Linked DNA regions of Mus musculus: region 1 is linked to region 2. A link is a loop called in an ENCODE intact Hi-C map of the cell type or tissue named here. Cell type or tissue: left cerebral cortex. All regions are shown on one strand. Links, peaks and the distances in the headings refer to the core of each region. The heading gives the core; the rest is flanking DNA. Region 1 holds the start of Ttc29 (tetratricopeptide repeat domain 29). Region 2 overlaps Smad1 (SMAD family member 1).

Region 1 (8,447 bases), core at 191-8,190, 1.1 Mb after region 2:
ATAAATATAAGAATTTTGAGAGCCAAAAATTTAAAGACTTTGATGTGTGTAAGATCAATAGACATGACTTATCACTATTTAATATCAGTTTTAATTTTTAAATGCCATGTTCCAGCGAAAAAGTTTACTGCACAGGAAAATTGAAATTCCAAGAAAGAATCCAGACAAAAGAAACAAACTTTATATTAAAGTGCCTTTAAGAGGCCACACTTACGCAGCCACCTCTTCTTTCGACAGCCCTTTGAAATTCTGTTCCAGGTAATAATCTATGTCCTCTTTCTCTTTGATCAACTGGGCCCTAAATGGAGTAGAAAGAAATAATTTAGTACCGTCTGACCAAGTTGAAAAGCTTCCGAACACACGAGTGCTACCAGAAGAGAAGACACATCAGGTAGACGAGGCATCCGGGGTGAGCGCTCTGCACTAGCTGTAACCTTACATTTTTGGGATCATTTCTAAATAACTTGAAAGGCAGAAGACAGGGAAGAGTAGACGTAATGAATAAAGGGTGTATTGTACTATTGTATGTATTGCCATAGGTCACAGCCTGGAGTCCTGTTGTCTTCCAGCTCACTCATGGGTGTCGTAGTATTACGCTTGCTTTTTTTTTTGGTAGAAGACCTTGAGTCAAGAACAACTGTTTGATTCAAATGTATCAAACGTTTTTATTCCTAACATTATTAAAGTTTTCCCCGGAATGCTGTTGAAAAGGTTTATTTTTCCCCAATTGTTCTATTGTTTTGCTTTTGTTTTTCAGACAAGTCTCGCTCTGCAGCTCAGGCAGGCCTTGTTACTGGCTGCCTCTGCCTCCTGAGCACTGATCAATCACGGGTGTGCCCCATCATGTCCTATTAAAAACTTGTTTGTGTTTCTTTCTCAAACCATGCATGAATCTCAAATTATTGAGATATAAGATGCAAAATTTTTAAACAGATTTTATTGAAAAATGTGTTCATGTTAACATCCTCTATATTTGTAAAAGTAAATGTCGATTAAATTCCCAGAGCCCTGTGTGCATGGCACTAAACATCCCTAAATAGTCACACTTTTACTTACAGAATACTTATTAAAGGGTGATTGTAAAAAACTTTATCCTAGATAGTAACAATAAAGATAGCTTCTTTAATAACACTCTTTAAAAAAGATCCATCTGCTCTTAGGGAAGTAACAGTCAGCTGTGTTTACTGCTCATTTTAAAAAGAATATGTAACTTAATCAGGGCAAAAAGACAGACAATCAAGCTTTTTGAATTTTGTAAATATTCCAAAAATTAAAGAACATACATATGCATGTGTGCATGCACACAAATTATGCACTTATTAAATGAGAATAAGCACTTATTCTCACCTAAGAATAGATTTGTGTTTGCATTGGTTTGGTTATACATTTGCTTTGTTCCAGGGGCTTCAGTCTTTTCAAGAAAGACTAAAAACGCAAGACAAGAACAAAGAAGTCTTGTAATCATCTGATCGTTACACTTTCCAGGAATTGACATAAATGCACACAACGAAAATAGCCAAAAGTACATATGCAAATTATTTCTAGTCATAAGCAATACGTGTATTCCTGAAAGTCAACACACTGGCAAATGGCAACTTCAAACTTTCTCAGAATCTGTAAATATTCATAAATATAAGCACATCAATTTCTTGTTCTGGATTTTGTGACAACTCCAGTAGCTTGGTAGCCTCAGCAGCAGCAGCAGCAGCATGGAGAAGAATTTACAGTTCCCATCATCATTTCACCAGCTGAATCCTGCCTGCCAATCTATTCCAGTAGGAAGCATGCATCCTACTAAGAGCATAGTTCTCCAAAACAGAAGTCAGTCAGTGTTTGCGACTTTGTGAGCTAAAAGCCACATATGTTTCCATCTTAAAATCTTCTTTATTCTCTCTGTACGTATTTTTTAAAATCTTGAAACTCTATTAAAAACATAAAATAATTTCCTAGGAAATAAAAAAAATTAAACAACCACCGTCTTGGTAAATAAATATACTGGTTATACTTGAGCGAGTCTCACGAAGCCTTTTAAAACAGTGAATTTGAATATTTGACTATAACAATGTTATTATTTCTTTTCTTTACACAACTGCAGTTTTTGAGAATGCTATTGATGCTGATGGCTGCAGGAACTGTACTCTGTTGGAAGCAGGGCTCCATACCTTGGGATTTTTTTTGAAGAGCATGGTAGCTTCTGCCTGGCTAAGATCGCAAGCCTTGTATGAGTCATGGGAAGTGGGGGAAAGGTAGCCATTGGGGGGCTGCAAAATATAAGCAGAAATGATGGTTATAAAAGGATAAATCTTCAAAGACTCCCTGAAGATAGCATTAGCATTGTCCTGTGTATTGTCTGAGGTGAGGGTGTCTCCACATTGTTCAGGTTGCGTCTGCTATCTCCGCTACTGTCTGTCTTTTAGACAACTGTCTGTATCTCTACACCAGAGTGGTTGAGGAGTGAATACATTAAATGCATTGATGGTTTTACTTTGTTAAGGGTTCTGTTAATGGCCATGGTTGCAATGCAAGAATGAAGCCTCTTTGGATAGCTGTGGGTTTCCAGATTCATGCTTTCCTTTCCTGTTACAACACTCAGAAATAAAGGATTCCCTTATAATAATAGATGCTAAGAATGATTCTTAGTAAGGAGGCCGTTTCCCTGGGGAGGCAGATAGCTAAAATATGTAATATAGCAAATTATTTTAAAAATGTGTTGGTTTTAAAAGTTGTTTAAAACAGCTTTCTTTCTCACACATTGAATGCGTCAAGAATTTAGATAGGATGTAAAAGTGGTAGCTTTTCTTTGACTCTTAATGACTTACCTCTTCTGCATGCTTAGAGGCTCAAGTATCCCCACTAGGGACAGGACTTAGCTCCACACATCTATCAGGTGGTAAGGGCTATCATCTGGGACCCAAACAGAGTTATTTTCTAGAACACATACATGTATTGTGGTCATATATCTTGGGTTTTCTCATTGTATAGCAACCTCAGGATATCTCAGGGCCAACACAGGGCTTCAAAGGCAAGTACCTTAATGAAATGTCCAGAAGTTGAGCCCCTCTTAGGTCAGGGCCTCCAGGCCACACAGTCCTGTTGTAAAAAGTCTGTCCTTATGCAAAGTATGTGAATACAGAGCCATCCACCTGAGGGAGATTGTCACAGTTACACTTGAAGAAGAGAATTCTGGATAAGAGAGAAGATGGCAACCTTTTTTTTTTTTGAAATATCACAGATGTTAACATTGAGAAAGTTATTAAAACTATGTCCCCAAAGAAAGCAAGGTGGATCTTGGTACCAGAAGGACCTACAGAGAAAGGGTATCTATGGTGACAAGGCTCTTGGTGCAAGAGTCCACCTTCTACCTAAGTATGGAGACATTAAAAAGGCCAAATGTTACTGACACCATCACTGCCATGTGTACCAGCATGGCAGTACTCCCTCCCTTCATCAGCTACCTGAAAGGCTGTTTCTAAGTTTCAAATCACTTGTCACCCACGTTTAATACATGTGTGATCTGAAGCAAAGCCATCAACTCAGGTCCCAATAGTCAACAGATTATTTATGGAACCACTACTTTGTGACACTGTCCTAGGTGCTGAAGACACCATCCAGCAAAAAAAGACAAAAATCTCTGACCTCATGACATTTCCCTTATGGGAGTGGACACTCAAAAAAGTAGACATCAGTTACATGAGCAAAATAGACAGAGCATCATATGGTGATAAAAAAAAAACTTCATAGACGAAATACAACACAAGTGCTAAGCAACAGTGGAGGACACATGAGACAAGAAGACACTGTTAAACTTAGGGAGTCTTGAAGCTACCGTAGAAACTCTCGTGTTTTCTTTATTGACGTGATACTCTTTCTACTGTAGGTCTTCCAGATACCAGGATCCACCCTGGTTCCTTTGGGGTGACACACTTTCAGCTTCACTTTGAAAGGTTTACTCTGATTCTTCTGAGATTAAGACACGGAAAGGAATGCCAGGATGCAGAAGGACTACTGTTGAGGCATCTATGAAATCTGGCAGGAGAGGTATGTGGGAGGAGATGTAGTCAGACCTGTGACAGAGCCGTCTACAGACAGTGAACTGCTAAGATACCCATGGGCCTGGGATAGGGTAGGGGGACACCAAGACTACACAGGAAGGCTTGTGAAAGTCAGTTCGATAGGTTTGATCTCATGTTTCTAAGAACAATTATCACATCAGACTAAAGTATTTCTGCATAATTAAAGAGATAATTTAAATACAGATTAGTATTTTATTTCTGATACATTAGAATCTTATTACCCTGTTTATGACATGATTAACTGCATGAATCATAAACATATTCTATGTTTTTATAACATGTGCATATAGCTATGCAAATGCTTAGCTGCACAGTTAAAGCACACAGTCTGAACAGAAAGTAGTTTTTCTGCAGAATAAGCAACAGAAGTGAATGGTAATTACAAGGGATAACTTCATAATATATTAGCTTTGTAACTCAAAAAGATCTTTTTTTTTTTCTGATCAAAAGTTATATCAAGTTGGTTTATCTGGATGCCCAGAATTTATTAAATCGAAGTCTTGAACATAACATGTGATAGAAAGTTAATTCTCATGGATGTACTTAAAGGAACACCAAAAGGCTCCCCTAGCCTTTACAGAAGCTTACACCAGAATCCATGAAACCTTTATTGCAGAGTATTCAGCATTATGAAGTACAGTGGAGTGAATTCAGTTTTAAGTCCCCAACTAATGGGTTTCTAAGGGGAATAAAGACACCAAGAGCTACCACACCCTCCATTCAGCATACTCCATGTTTCAGAGGGAATGCATACTGAGGCCCCATTCTGCTTTCCAGGGCATTACAGGATGGTCTATGGAGCCAAGGAGTCTGAGTAGATATAGAGGCCTTTAAAAGATTCACCAAGGAGTTTCTCACATACCAGACAGACTCAGTTATGTATGCGCGATGCGGCAGTGTCAAAGAGTTCTGATATGGCCCATATACTCCACCTTGCCACCCCTCAAAATGGGCCTTCCTGTATGTTATACAAAAAAACAAGTGGGCTAGCTAAAATTTTCCAGAAAATATAAGCATATAATGAAATCAAATGCAAATGATATACTCGGGAACGAATCTGTGGCTTCGTTGTCACACATATCAACTGCAATTTTTTTTTCATATTGTAAGTCAACGATTCCAGCATTAAAGTTTCAGCTGCCAGCTCCTTCATTTTGCTCTCCTCTGATCTGAGAGCAGGAGCAGCGGGAACACCTTTACTCTTAAATTTAGTTTAATGTAAGTATTGCAAGCCCTGCTGGCAAGCCTCAAGGCACAAACTCTGAATGAGGGGTGGTCAGAGCTGAATTATAACGTGGGGGGAAAAGTTATTAACTGCATGCTGGAGAAACCTCACTCGACCCATCTGCGCTGGAGAATGGAAGCTAAGCCTTGGGGTGGATGTCTGGCAGGCTCTCTCTCCTTGGTCTCAACCCACATCCTACCTTGCCTATGATTGCTAAGCAAAGGTATTTTATTTTCTGTAATCAGTGGGTGGTTGCCACTTCGTCTATTTATACAATAAAAGTGTGTAGTTTGAATTACAGGCTTCATGTGGCATTTGAAATACACTCAATATTCAGGGTGTTCCTGTACCAAATTATTTTCCTCTCTTTGATGCCTTATAAGTTTGATCTTATGTTTCTTTTTATTAAGGCAGGAAGTAGCTACATTCCCACAAGTAACAGCAGCAGAGGAGGACAGAAGAAGAGGAAGGGAATGCCAGTGTGTGGAGGAAGCTCTCATTTCAGGCTTGTTCTGTTTTAGAGTGACAAAAGCCCCTGTTCACTATTAATGCGACTTGAGTCATTTTCCCATGATTCCCAGCCCTCGCTGTCCTAACTTCAGCTCAGCAATAAGGAACTTAGTCCATTCCTGCTGTGCACTACCTGGCCTAGGTCAGCAGTAAAAATGGAAGCCGCCCTCAACCCTTGGCCATCGGGTCCACCCCAACTCATCCCTACAGAAGAAAGCTGCAGGCAGGCAATCACTCAGTGAGAGAGAGGGAGGGAACCTCTGAAGCTGGTACCAAAATGTACTCAGGCCCTGGAACCCAGGCTGAAGCAGTGCACTAGGGAGGACCCAGGGGGCATTTCCCCCTCCTCTCCAATGCCAGTGAACGGGCAGTGCTACACGTGGCTGAGGCAGAGATCAAAAGGCTGCCTGGAGCCATTCTACAGTTGGTATTCAGAAAAGATTTGGCACATCCTTTGATCTGCTGGTTGGCACTCACATCAGCTGCAGTTACAGCCTCTGAGTTTGGCCCCCATGTACAAAGACAAATGAGAATGGAGAAGCAGGGGAGAAAGGTTTGAGAGTTCTGGGTCAGGCTGTATGTGTCCCGTGGTGGGAGTTTACATTTCTGGCTCCCAAGTGAAACTCTTCAAAGTGTAACCCTTGTGCCCACTCCCCCTTGACATGTCCCCAACAGGATCCACAAAAGGAGAGCAGATGACTGTGTCCTCTGCAGTGGCAGTTCAGAGAGGGACGAGTCTTAATGACTGCATTTCCAGGTCCAGCCACTGTGACGGTGAAAGCTGAGATGAGGGAAATGGAGCCAACAGACCCAGCAGAGAAATGATTATGCATCACTGAGAAATTCAAAATAAATATGATCTCCCCCCTCTATGATACAAAGTCATTCTTATGATTCAGAACTTTTTATATAAGAATTCTTTAGCTCCAAAAACATGAAGGGAACCACAGGATACATTTAGTAGACTATTTTTACATGATTGAAAAACAAGCTCACATAAATAAGTTTGAAATTTTGGATACTCCTAGCATGTTGTGGTAGACAGCTGGATGGGTTGTGAAATAAATAGTAACCACACATTTCCCACCACCTAACATTTAGTAGTAATGCAATCAAAACATCAGGTAGGGAAAGCCTTAGACGGTAAGGCACATTTTATCCAACTTACATTTGCAGATAACCGATTGCTCTGGGCTCTTAGAGGCCTGTCTGAAAATTCTGTAAGCAAAATACTACAGCAAAGAAAAGAGAAAAAAATGTTTAAATACCTAGCAAAATAATTCCTCTGTGCTCCTCATGTCAAGAAACAAGGCTCACTCACACCAGTGGATAATTAAGTAGCAGTACTGTGCACCCAGCATATATCATATATTTAAATGAACTAAAAAGTAAAACATCCCAGTTAGACACTAGGAAACTAATCACTAATTCAACAAAATGCCCCCCACCCCACCCCAAACATCTGAAACTCCAATATGGTTCAGGATGGTTCTTTCTCTGACATTTGTGAGCCCGAGATGTTTTTAATGACAGCTGATCCTTCTGTTTCCACCCACCTCGGAACAGGTCTGCTGTGCCTAGAGAGGTTTGGTTTTTCTTGGCCCACCAAGGTCCAAGGGGCAAGAAGAGCGCCTTCTGCGAGGGAATTGATTTGGGGGGATGAGTGGAGAGGGCCTTTTCTCTCCTCTTACCCAAGCTGGGGCCCAAGTAATGGAAGAAGGGGTTCTTGGAAAGGAAGAGCCGCCCACTCTTCTGGGAGCTGACCAGGTCCTGTCCCCAGCCTTGCCCCACAAACCTTAGAAAACTAGCTCTGGGCCTGTGATTCTGTGTCCCTGACTAAGCTTCTGCAGGCGGTGGGTGCTGGGCGCGGTACTCTCATCCCAGATTGTTGGCCTGGCTTGGTGCAGACAGGGGACGCTGAAAGCGTCTCCATGGAAACAGAGGGGCTCGGCGGGCCAGATGGAGGCGTAGTTAGGCTAAAATGGGCTTTAGGATTGGTCAGCTCCAAGACTCTTCAAGTGAGGGGGCGGTGCTTGGAGAGTGGGCCTGTTAGTGAGTGGGCGTGGCCTGCAAGAGGATCTGGTTCCTCCAGTGAACCCGCCAGAGAAATTCCCACAATCCAAGGGCCTTCTGAATGCCCCTGAGTTGTTTCCTTTTTTCAGTATTTCCATGCATTCAATTATTTCTTGTGAATATGCAATTGATTATTGTGACTACCTATAGCCAGCACCATCTCTTGTCTACACCAGGAGAGCCTCATCTGTTCTCAGGAATTCATTTTGTAGCTTTAAAGTAACTCCATTTGACCCGTGTGAATTCTCTCCCGGACTCTGCTCTCTGCTGATTTTCTGCACGAGTGTTTGTGAGTTCTATTTGCTGTCATCTCACAGGTAAAGATCTCTGAGTTAGAGGTCTAGAAAACTCTCTCTCTCGCTTGTTTGTATTTATTCTCCCCGCTTGCTGTTCCTAACTCTCTGGAAAGTCTATGACTGATCTTGTGCTGAACATGAGGTTCCTTAGAGATAGATCTTTGCAAATGAAAGAAAACTCAAACAAAAATAAAGGGGAAACAGTTTCCTCCAAGTGAATGTTGCTGGCTTCAGCTAGTTTTTTTTTTTTTTTTTTTTTTCTCAAGGGAC
Region 2 (8,447 bases), core at 177-8,176:
TTCCAAACTAGCATGCTGTCCGTAAGTAGCAAGTTTGAGGTGCTTGGCGACTTGGACGATACTGCATGTGTGTCCCTAAATTCATGTTGTAACCCAAACCCCAAGTACCATGGAATGTGAGTTTTAGAGACGGGGCCTTTAAGAAAAAGATAAAGTAAGATGAGGGCATTGTGGGAGGCCCTAACATCCTTGTAAGATGGGCTAAGCTATGCAGAGATGCACCAGGATAGTAGGCCACCAGGAGCAGATAACAGAGGCCTGGGGAGAACCCTTCATCATGGACATGGTCTCCATGATCACAGGAAAATGAATTTCTGTTACTACAGACACCACTCTTTGGTATTTTATTACAGCTGCTCTGGGAAACTAATATAGGCAGTGTCTGCAGATCACAGAGCCACCATGGACTTGAGCTGACTGTCCCGTGCTTTTGCTTTTCCAGAACTGGGGATGAACCTGGGCTAGGCAGGGACTGCACCACTGAGCTATACCCAATGGCCTTTTCTTCATTTTAACTATGCATGAATGCAGGTGCCCTCAGAGTCCAGAAGGATCCAGATGGAGTTATCCATGTGGTTGCTGGAAACTGGAAGAATGGTGCATGCTCCTAACTACTGAGCTTCTCTTCAGTTCTTATTTTGAACAGTTTCGCTAAGTTGCCCAGACTGGCCTCGAACTCATTTTTGCAGCTAAAACTAGCTTTGCACTGAGTATCCTCCTGCTTCCATCTCCTGCCCAGCTCTTCCTTATTGTAAAGAAGGCATTTCAGCTCCAAGATATTTTCCTGTGCACTAGTGAATGGAATGGCCTCTCAAAAAAGCATCAAGAACTTTTTTGTTTCCAAAAGGTAGGCAGAGACGTTAACTAAAGCCATTTGGAAAGAGAAGCATGCACCCTGAACACCAAGAAGAAAAACCAACAGGAACTGGGTGTCATTGAAACCCCTGGTGGTGGTACACACTTAATCCCAGCACTCTGATCACAGAGGCAGGCAGCCTCCGCCAGACAACCAGAACAGCCAGGCCAAACACGAAGGTGCTCTCTCCTTTTCTTAATAAAATGTGAAAATAAATAAACAACCAAAAAACCCAAGAAACGAAATGATGGCAGGGCCACAGAGCAGAGCAGAAGGAAACGTCTGAGAAATTGGCAGAACATACATAGGACATTGTGAGAAAGGTCCCCTCAGTCCCCAGAACAACGATGGACTCCCTATAATCAGCGGCATTTAAGGTGGCTGGTTAAACAGTTAGAAAAAGATAAAATTAAATGCATTCCTCGTACCACAAATAAAACTAGCGGCTCAGAAACCTAAACAAATTGGGAAACTCTCCATGCCCCAGAAGGGAAGGGTATACAGGGATGAATTCTTCCATTCAGTGTGGGTATACAAGACTTTATGACTGCAGATTCAACACACACACACACACACACATACACACAGAGAGGGGGGGGGGAGGGGAGGGGGAGAGGAGGGGAGAGGAGGGGAGGAGAGGAGAGGAGAGGAGAGGAGAGGAGAGGAGAGGAGAGGAGAGGAGAGGAGAGGAGAGGAGAGGAGAGAGAGAAACCTTGAGCTGCCTGTGAGGAGGTTAGAATGAGGGAAGTGAGTTGGAGGAGACAGGGTGGGAGGTGGGTGCTTCTGACCTTCAGAGCACAGGAAGTGTTTTCTGGATTTGAACAAAGCTCTGGGGATGTCGCTGAGGACTGACAATGAATTGAGCAGATAAGCCTAACCCTGGAGGTGGGAGTTATACCCAAACACGTTTTGAACAAAAATGTAAATGAATCCAAGAATTTTGCATATAAAACCAACCATGCAGTTTTACAACATGTTGCTTTTCTCTGTTATTTTGGGCCACAAGGGCAGAAGGGCTTCCAAAGGTCTTTGTCACTAAGGGGAAGCTACCTGGTGACTCTGGAGAACATCTTGGGGTGTGATAAAATTCCCCAGGGTGGGGTTCTATATGTTACAGGCAGCCCATCCCATGCAGGTCATCAATTTGGTGGTGGCTCTGCCAGGATTTGGGGAGTTGACCACGCTGATCTCCACCATCTTAGTTTCTTAACCTGAAGCTTTCAGGAGAGACCACTCTTTTTTTCTTGTGTTTATGTACCTACCTCTTAGCAAAGTGTGACTGTGCCATCTGGGTCCTCCTTGACCCTGTTTTGTGGATAACTGGCCATCTCCCTTGGCCTTTGGGTGTTCCATGCCCACTGTGTTTATTTCTTCAACCTTCTTCATTCTGCTGCTTTTTATTTTAAAAGGAGCTAATGGGTCAATTAAAATACTTAGCTGGTAAGTAATATTCAATATCATTTCAATAACTCAGATGTCAGCAGACTGTCAGGTAAGAAGACCATCACAGGCAATATATAAATACATAAACAGGGTAGCCCAGGCTGGACTCCAGCCTGAGGTCCTGTGGCCTTTAACCTCCTTCCTGAGTACTGGGATTGTGGGTGTGTGCCACTGTGCTGTGTGCCTTTGCGCGATATGTGTATGGAGGTGTGCACACGCCACAGACCAACTTTGTGGAATCTCTTCCATCCTCCCTTTACCTGAGTTCCAGGGATCAAACTCAGGTCACCCAGCTGTGTGACAAGCCCCTTTACCGATGAAGCCATCCGGCTAGCCCGTGATGTATATTGTTATCTGTGCTTTAGGTTTTGTGTGAATAGGAAGATTTAAAGTGGAATAAAGCAACATGTTTTATTCTAAAACTGTGTTCTGAGCCTTCCCTGGGTCAACAGGCCAGGGGCGCTGCTCTCTGGCTGGAGTCCTGTGATTGGGACTGAAGAGTCACTTTCCCTCTGGTCAGTACTGTGGAATTGACAGTTGAGGTTCTGGTCATTTGCCCTCACTTACTGTGAGGTCGTTAACAGTTTTCACCGTTCTTATTTGTCTCTCTCGCTCTCTCTCTTTTCTTCCTGCTTCCAGTTCTCCCGCCGGTGCTGGTTCCGAGGCACAGCGAGTACAATCCTCAGCACAGCCTTCTGGCTCAGTTCCGCAACCTGGGACAAAATGAGCCTCACATGCCACTGAACGCCACGTTCCCAGACTCTTTCCAGCAGCCCAACAGCCACCCGTTCCCCCACTCCCCCAACAGCAGCTACCCCAACTCTCCTGGCGGCAGCAGCAGCACCTACCCTCACTCCCCAACCAGCTCAGACCCGGGCAGCCCTTTTCAGATGCCAGGTAAGAGGGCGTGTCCAGAGATTGGGGATGGGGTGTTTGGGGAGGTGGATGGGCGTGGCCTGCAGGGAGGCAGTCTGATCCCTGAGCAAGCACCCCCCCCTCCAGCCCGTGCTTCAGAACAACATTGTAGAGAGAGGAGTCTCACAGCCCAGACAAGGGACGGCCTGTTTGATTCCTGCTGCATTTGCCCCTTGTTTTCAAACGTTTTGAAACAGCTGCATCCTTCTGGGAGTGGCATGGTTGTTCCAGCCTCTGCTCTCCATAAAAGAAAGAGCGAAAACCACACAGTGCCGGTCTGAGAAGCGGCTCCGGACATCGAAGAGCCCTTGCTGTCAATGCAGACTTGGAAGAGCTGTTTTCTGAGGGGCCCCAACTCCCATTTAATTAGATTCATTTAACCAGTGATGTAATCCCAACAAGCCTGTACTTTTAACAAGGGATTGTAACAGACATGCTGGAGACCATCTGCTGTTTAACTTAGCAGAGACAGAACCAGCTATTTTCCTGTTGTAGTCATAATGGATGCTGTAATAGTTATCAAAATACGTGATTAATTAGAACGGTCTAGTTTTCAAATTGCAGGTTAGTAAACAAGCATGTCAAATATTAGTGCCAGAGTACTTGCCAGTCAACAGCAAAAGGATCGTATAAGCAGAAGACGATCTTGGATCTGGGTATTTTGTGAGGGAAGATGACTGGGCAGGCAGGCAGGCTTATGGAACCACTTAAAGTGCTTTAGGTTAAATTGGAGTTCAGCATCCATGAACCTGAAAACCTTCGGAAATTGAAGGGTGGTCCACACTTTTTGCTGCTGCTTTTTTTTCTTTTTTAATAATTACTCTTATTTTTCAACCTGTTAATTTTGCATTATGTCTTTCTGTTTGGGATGGAGATGGAAGAGAGAGTATTTTAATAACGGGACGAACAACACTCGATGGTTTCCTATCTACCCATTCCCCGGCAAGCCTGTAGAGTCAGATGGATGGGTTGGTGGTGGCAGGGTTCATTTCAGAGGACTTGAGCAGGGGCAACTCCGGGCGAGCCCCAGTGAAGAGAATCAGAGACTATTGCTAGAATTCACTCTTGTCCGTGGCTGCCAGGGTTCAAAGCACCACTGAGAAGAGCAAAGAGACCGGGCACGCTCTAGCGGAGATAGAGCAAAGAGAAAGGGTGCGCACTAGCGGAGATAGAGCAAAGAGAAAGGGTGCGCACTAGCGGAGACACCCGAACACGATCAGTAAAGACCTGGCCACTTGGAGCCCTGTTGGTGTAAACTCATCGGCTCTGTTGAGAACAGCCTCCTGGTTTTGTTCCTGGCTTGAGCAAAGTAGACTTAACTTAGAGCTGCAGCAAGAAGCTGGAGTGTGGAGAGGGCAGACTGCGAAGTGCAGGAAAGTACCTGGAGCCTGCCTGGCTCTCTGCTCCTTAGCAGCTAGGCTAAGATTCTGCCAGGGTCAGGGGTGGCGGCAACTGCCAGGGAGCCCTGAAGGAGCAGAGTTTGTTATTTGGGGTCCACAGTTGCCCCTAAGTATCTACCCAAGCATTTATGAACCCCTAAGGTAAAATTCCATTCTCAAGGCTCTGCCGTACATGCTGGGTGGGCTGACAGGCCAATGAGGAACTGGTTTTCTGAGTCCTGTAAGAAAATACCAGTCTTGCATTAATGTGTGTGGTTTCAGTAATCTCATTACTTACTAGAAACTGTTCAGAGAAGATCTATGTAAATTCTAAAGCAGAAGACAGCTGAGCTAAACTGATTTCTTTCCTACTATTCTGTTATTGGGGATTTTTAGGCTAGACATTGCTTAAATGGTTATGGTGAAGGTAGTCCTAAGAGATTGCTTAACGTCATGGGAAACCAAAGTCTCAATTAGTAGGCCGTAACAAACCCAGACAGTAAATTCCTGCCCAGATGTTTAATGTCAGAGGCCTGGGAAGAAATTTCCCCTTACTAAGTCTTGTCAGGCAGTTTGGTTACAGCAGTGAAACCAAACTAGTCTGCTGCATGAGAGTGTGCACACGTGTTCTTCTCAGTGGATTTCGAGGGGCCATGATCCTGCAGAGTCATGGGGGCTCCGGGAGCCCACTTACGGCTTATTTTTCTTTTCACTGAGATGTCACTGGGAACAAAGTTTGGGGCTGTGATCGTTTTCTGAAACTGTACCTTAAGTCCAATGTCTTTAGCCATCTCATCCTTTGTGGAGGGGTAAGGGGTTGTGGGTGAGGCAGGGTCTGATGTAGCCAAGGCTAGCCTTGACTTCTTCTTCATCCTGCCTCTGCTTTCCACCTGCCAGGACTGCAGGCATACACCACCACATAAGCCTGCTCGTTAAAAGGGCTGATTCAGCTTGAGTGCTTAATACTCAGGGAAGCAGGGACAAGCAGAGCCCTGGGGCTCACTGGTCGAGCAGTCTAGCCTGCCTGAAGAGTTTCAGGCCAGGGAGAGTCCTTGCTTCTCTCCCCCCCCCATAATCCCCCCAAAAGGTGAGAAGCTGGTTAGATGGCTCAGTGGGTAAAGACACTTACTGCTATTGTGAAAACCTGAATTTAGTCCCTGGAACCTACATGTTGGAGAGACCTAACTCCCCAAGTTATGCTCTGATCCCCCCATGTTCTTCTCCCCCCCACAATAATTAAATCCAAAGTTATCTTCTGACCTCCTACATACATGTACACACACATGCATCTGCGTACACAAAGACTCTCAACACAGAACAGAATATATGCCTGACACATGTATTTTCTTTTTCTTTAAAACTTTGTAGCTGACACACCCCCACCTGCTTACCTGCCTCCTGAAGACCCCATGGCCCAGGATGGCTCTCAGCCCATGGACACGAACATGATGGCGCCTCCACTGCCCGCTGAAATCAGCAGAGGAGGTAAAGTCGGTTGCTGCTTCTCCCTCTTAGAGTTTATTGTCTGCAGTCCAAGGGTTACTTTCAGTCATACAGACCTTCCAAAAGTAGCTGTTTATGAAACATACAAAAAGCAGTTGTTGTTGTTGTTGTTGTTGTTGTTGTTGTTGTTGTTAACCTAAGGGAAAGAATTCTCTAGTACCCAGCCCTTTGCTTAAACTCTGTCACAGTCTCATAAGAGACCTCAGATTCAATACATATTGAATGTATTTTCAATAGCTTACCAAATGGCCTTAAGCATCCTCCTGCCATTTTGTACTAGAAAGTTAAGTGAGGCTAAGTCTCAGCATTGGTGATTAGAAAACCAAGCTGTTGGCAAACTCTGAAGATAACCAAGCAGGCTGTTCATCCATCGGTGCTGAATATTAAGCCGACATTTATTATTTATTTTAAAAATGAGCAAGTGTATCTATCTCATTAGCATGCTAATTTGCTTTTACCTTTTGTAAATGGTTACATAATGTAAACAAAGAACCATTTAGAAATATATTTATACGTGATTTAGTATCAATAAATACGTGATTTGTATAGCTGTTTCATGTACCTGCATACATATGAGGTTATTGGAGAGCTCTTGGGCATGAAGAGCTAGAGGGGACAATGGCGAGGCCTGTGTTACATAACATAGTCCTTTATTTAGATGGCCGTGTGTTCAGGTCTTCAGTAATTAATAACTTGGGATCGGTGCTGTAAGAATTGTCTTTTTAAGGGCCAAGGGGAAACAGGCCATCCACAGGACTGCAAAGCAGACTTCCCACGGGTGATCCCACTGAAATCCATACAGCTGGGTTTCCAAACGGTTGTCTTTGTGTTAGAGTAGACACACACACACACATATACACACACAATGCGTGCGCTGGCACCTCGTCTATTTTATAGCTCTTATCCATCACTGGAACAATGGTGCGTTTTCCCGTTCTGCACTCATGCCTCACTTTGTTACCAGAAGAATTTACAGGATGAGAATGTATCCCTCTCCCCTCAAAGAATTTACAATTGAACTGAAATTCACCTTCCCTCCTTGGGGAGGGGCCTGGTCGTCACCACCAGCTCCATTTCAGCCCAGTAATGAGCTGGCGGATGGCCCCACACACTTCTCAGGACCACAGTGGCATGTTGAGTGGGAGCAGAGAAAAGCAGATGCTAGAATCCCTGAATCCCGCCCCAGACACCAGGCACACTACCGCATGCCAAGAGGTGCCATGCTGCCCTGGCAAGGTCTCCCATCCGCTCAGTAACTTCTGGGAGGGGCCTCCGGCAAGCACTCAGCCCAGGGGTGAAGCAAGTTGAAAGTAAAAGCCACGTGACTGCTGACTAGGTTTTATTTTGTTCCTAACCCCACTTTCAGTGAAACGAGAGGTGCCTTGGCCTGAGTCAGAGTTGCTGATGTTTTTTCAAGACTTAACTATTATGCTGTCCGTATGGTAGTGTGAGGGCAACAGCATGCCCTGTTCATATGTGTTCAGACCCACAGACTAACCAAGAACAAGCCCTGACACCAGCTCTGGATTCGGGACGATGATGTGTCCATGTAGGCTCCTGAATTATACTGAGTACACCAATCTGATGGCAGATCTCTGTGATGGGAGGATGTACGGAAAGTCTCTGTGCCAACTTTGCAGTGACCCAAAACGTTGGCTCCAAAAATAAATACCCTTTATAAAACCCTTAGCTGTACAGTTAAGTAAATTGGAACATACATGAATCAGTGATTGTGTTTTGAAGTTTCCTTTATAGGTGCTCTGTGTTTTATGGGTCTTGGTCATCGTTAGATGTTGGGAGTCAACAAGCGAAGAGTGTGAGAGAGGAGCCTCTATCTGACCCAGTTTTGGAATTTTTATTTGGGGAGCAAGATACCCTGTGTGGACCCTGTATCTGTACTGATGAGATTAGCTCTAATACCCCAAATAGAGACCATACTTTTAAGATTTTTTTTCCTTTTAAACAGCTTTTAAAATGTTCCCTGTTAGAGCCAATTTAAAATCTCCTTGTATAGTCAAAGGAAAAAAATGATGGCTTTTTTCCTGTTGTCACCTATGGTGGTTTTCCCAGAGCAAGGGTCAGCAAACTACAGCCTGCAGACAGATCAGCCCTCTGTCTGTTTTTATAAATAAAGCTTTATTAGAACACAGCTGTGCCCATTTGTTACATATTATCAATGGCTGTTTTCGTGTGATACAAAGGCATAATGGAATAGTTGTGCTAAAGACCATATGCCCCACAAAATCTTTCTGGCCTTTTATAGGAAAAAAATGTGTCTGAGTCTAAACTAGATGAATAGCATTTCTAACAGCACTAAGAGCTGATAAAAGGCTTGTGTGACTGTGGCCACA

The links. Peaks named below come from ENCODE experiments on the same cell type or tissue, not always from the same donor. Only the 100,000 strongest peaks of a DNase experiment are listed, where the experiment ranks them.
Region 1: it touches region 2 in a loop (9-fold over the local background); 2 of 42 quality-filtered maps call a loop at or near these places.

What each region holds. Positions count from the first base shown.
Region 1 is chr8:78,212,601-78,221,047 of GRCm38, reverse strand. It overlaps Ttc29 (tetratricopeptide repeat domain 29), which reads right to left and starts at 7,706. Exons shown (of 14, transcript NM_183096.3): 1 at 7,500-7,706; 2 at 6,977-7,040; 3 at 3,031-3,143; 4 at 2,163-2,261; 5 at 215-298. The coding sequence starts at 2,254. Gm39202 (a long non-coding RNA gene) reads left to right here and starts at 7,755. Exons shown (of 3, transcript XR_878950.3): 1 at 7,755-8,198. In left cerebral cortex, for the core only: no CTCF peak of the experiment used is centred there; a DNase peak (open chromatin) is centred at 7,798.
Region 2 is chr8:79,350,961-79,359,407 of GRCm38, reverse strand. It overlaps Smad1 (SMAD family member 1), which reads left to right. Exons shown (of 7, transcript NM_008539.4): 3 at 2,939-3,196; 4 at 5,962-6,078. Among named protein-coding and RNA genes, the nearest start is that of Smad1, 44 kb to the left of the region's middle. In left cerebral cortex, for the core only: no CTCF peak of the experiment used is centred there; DNase peaks (open chromatin) are centred at 3,477 and 7,446.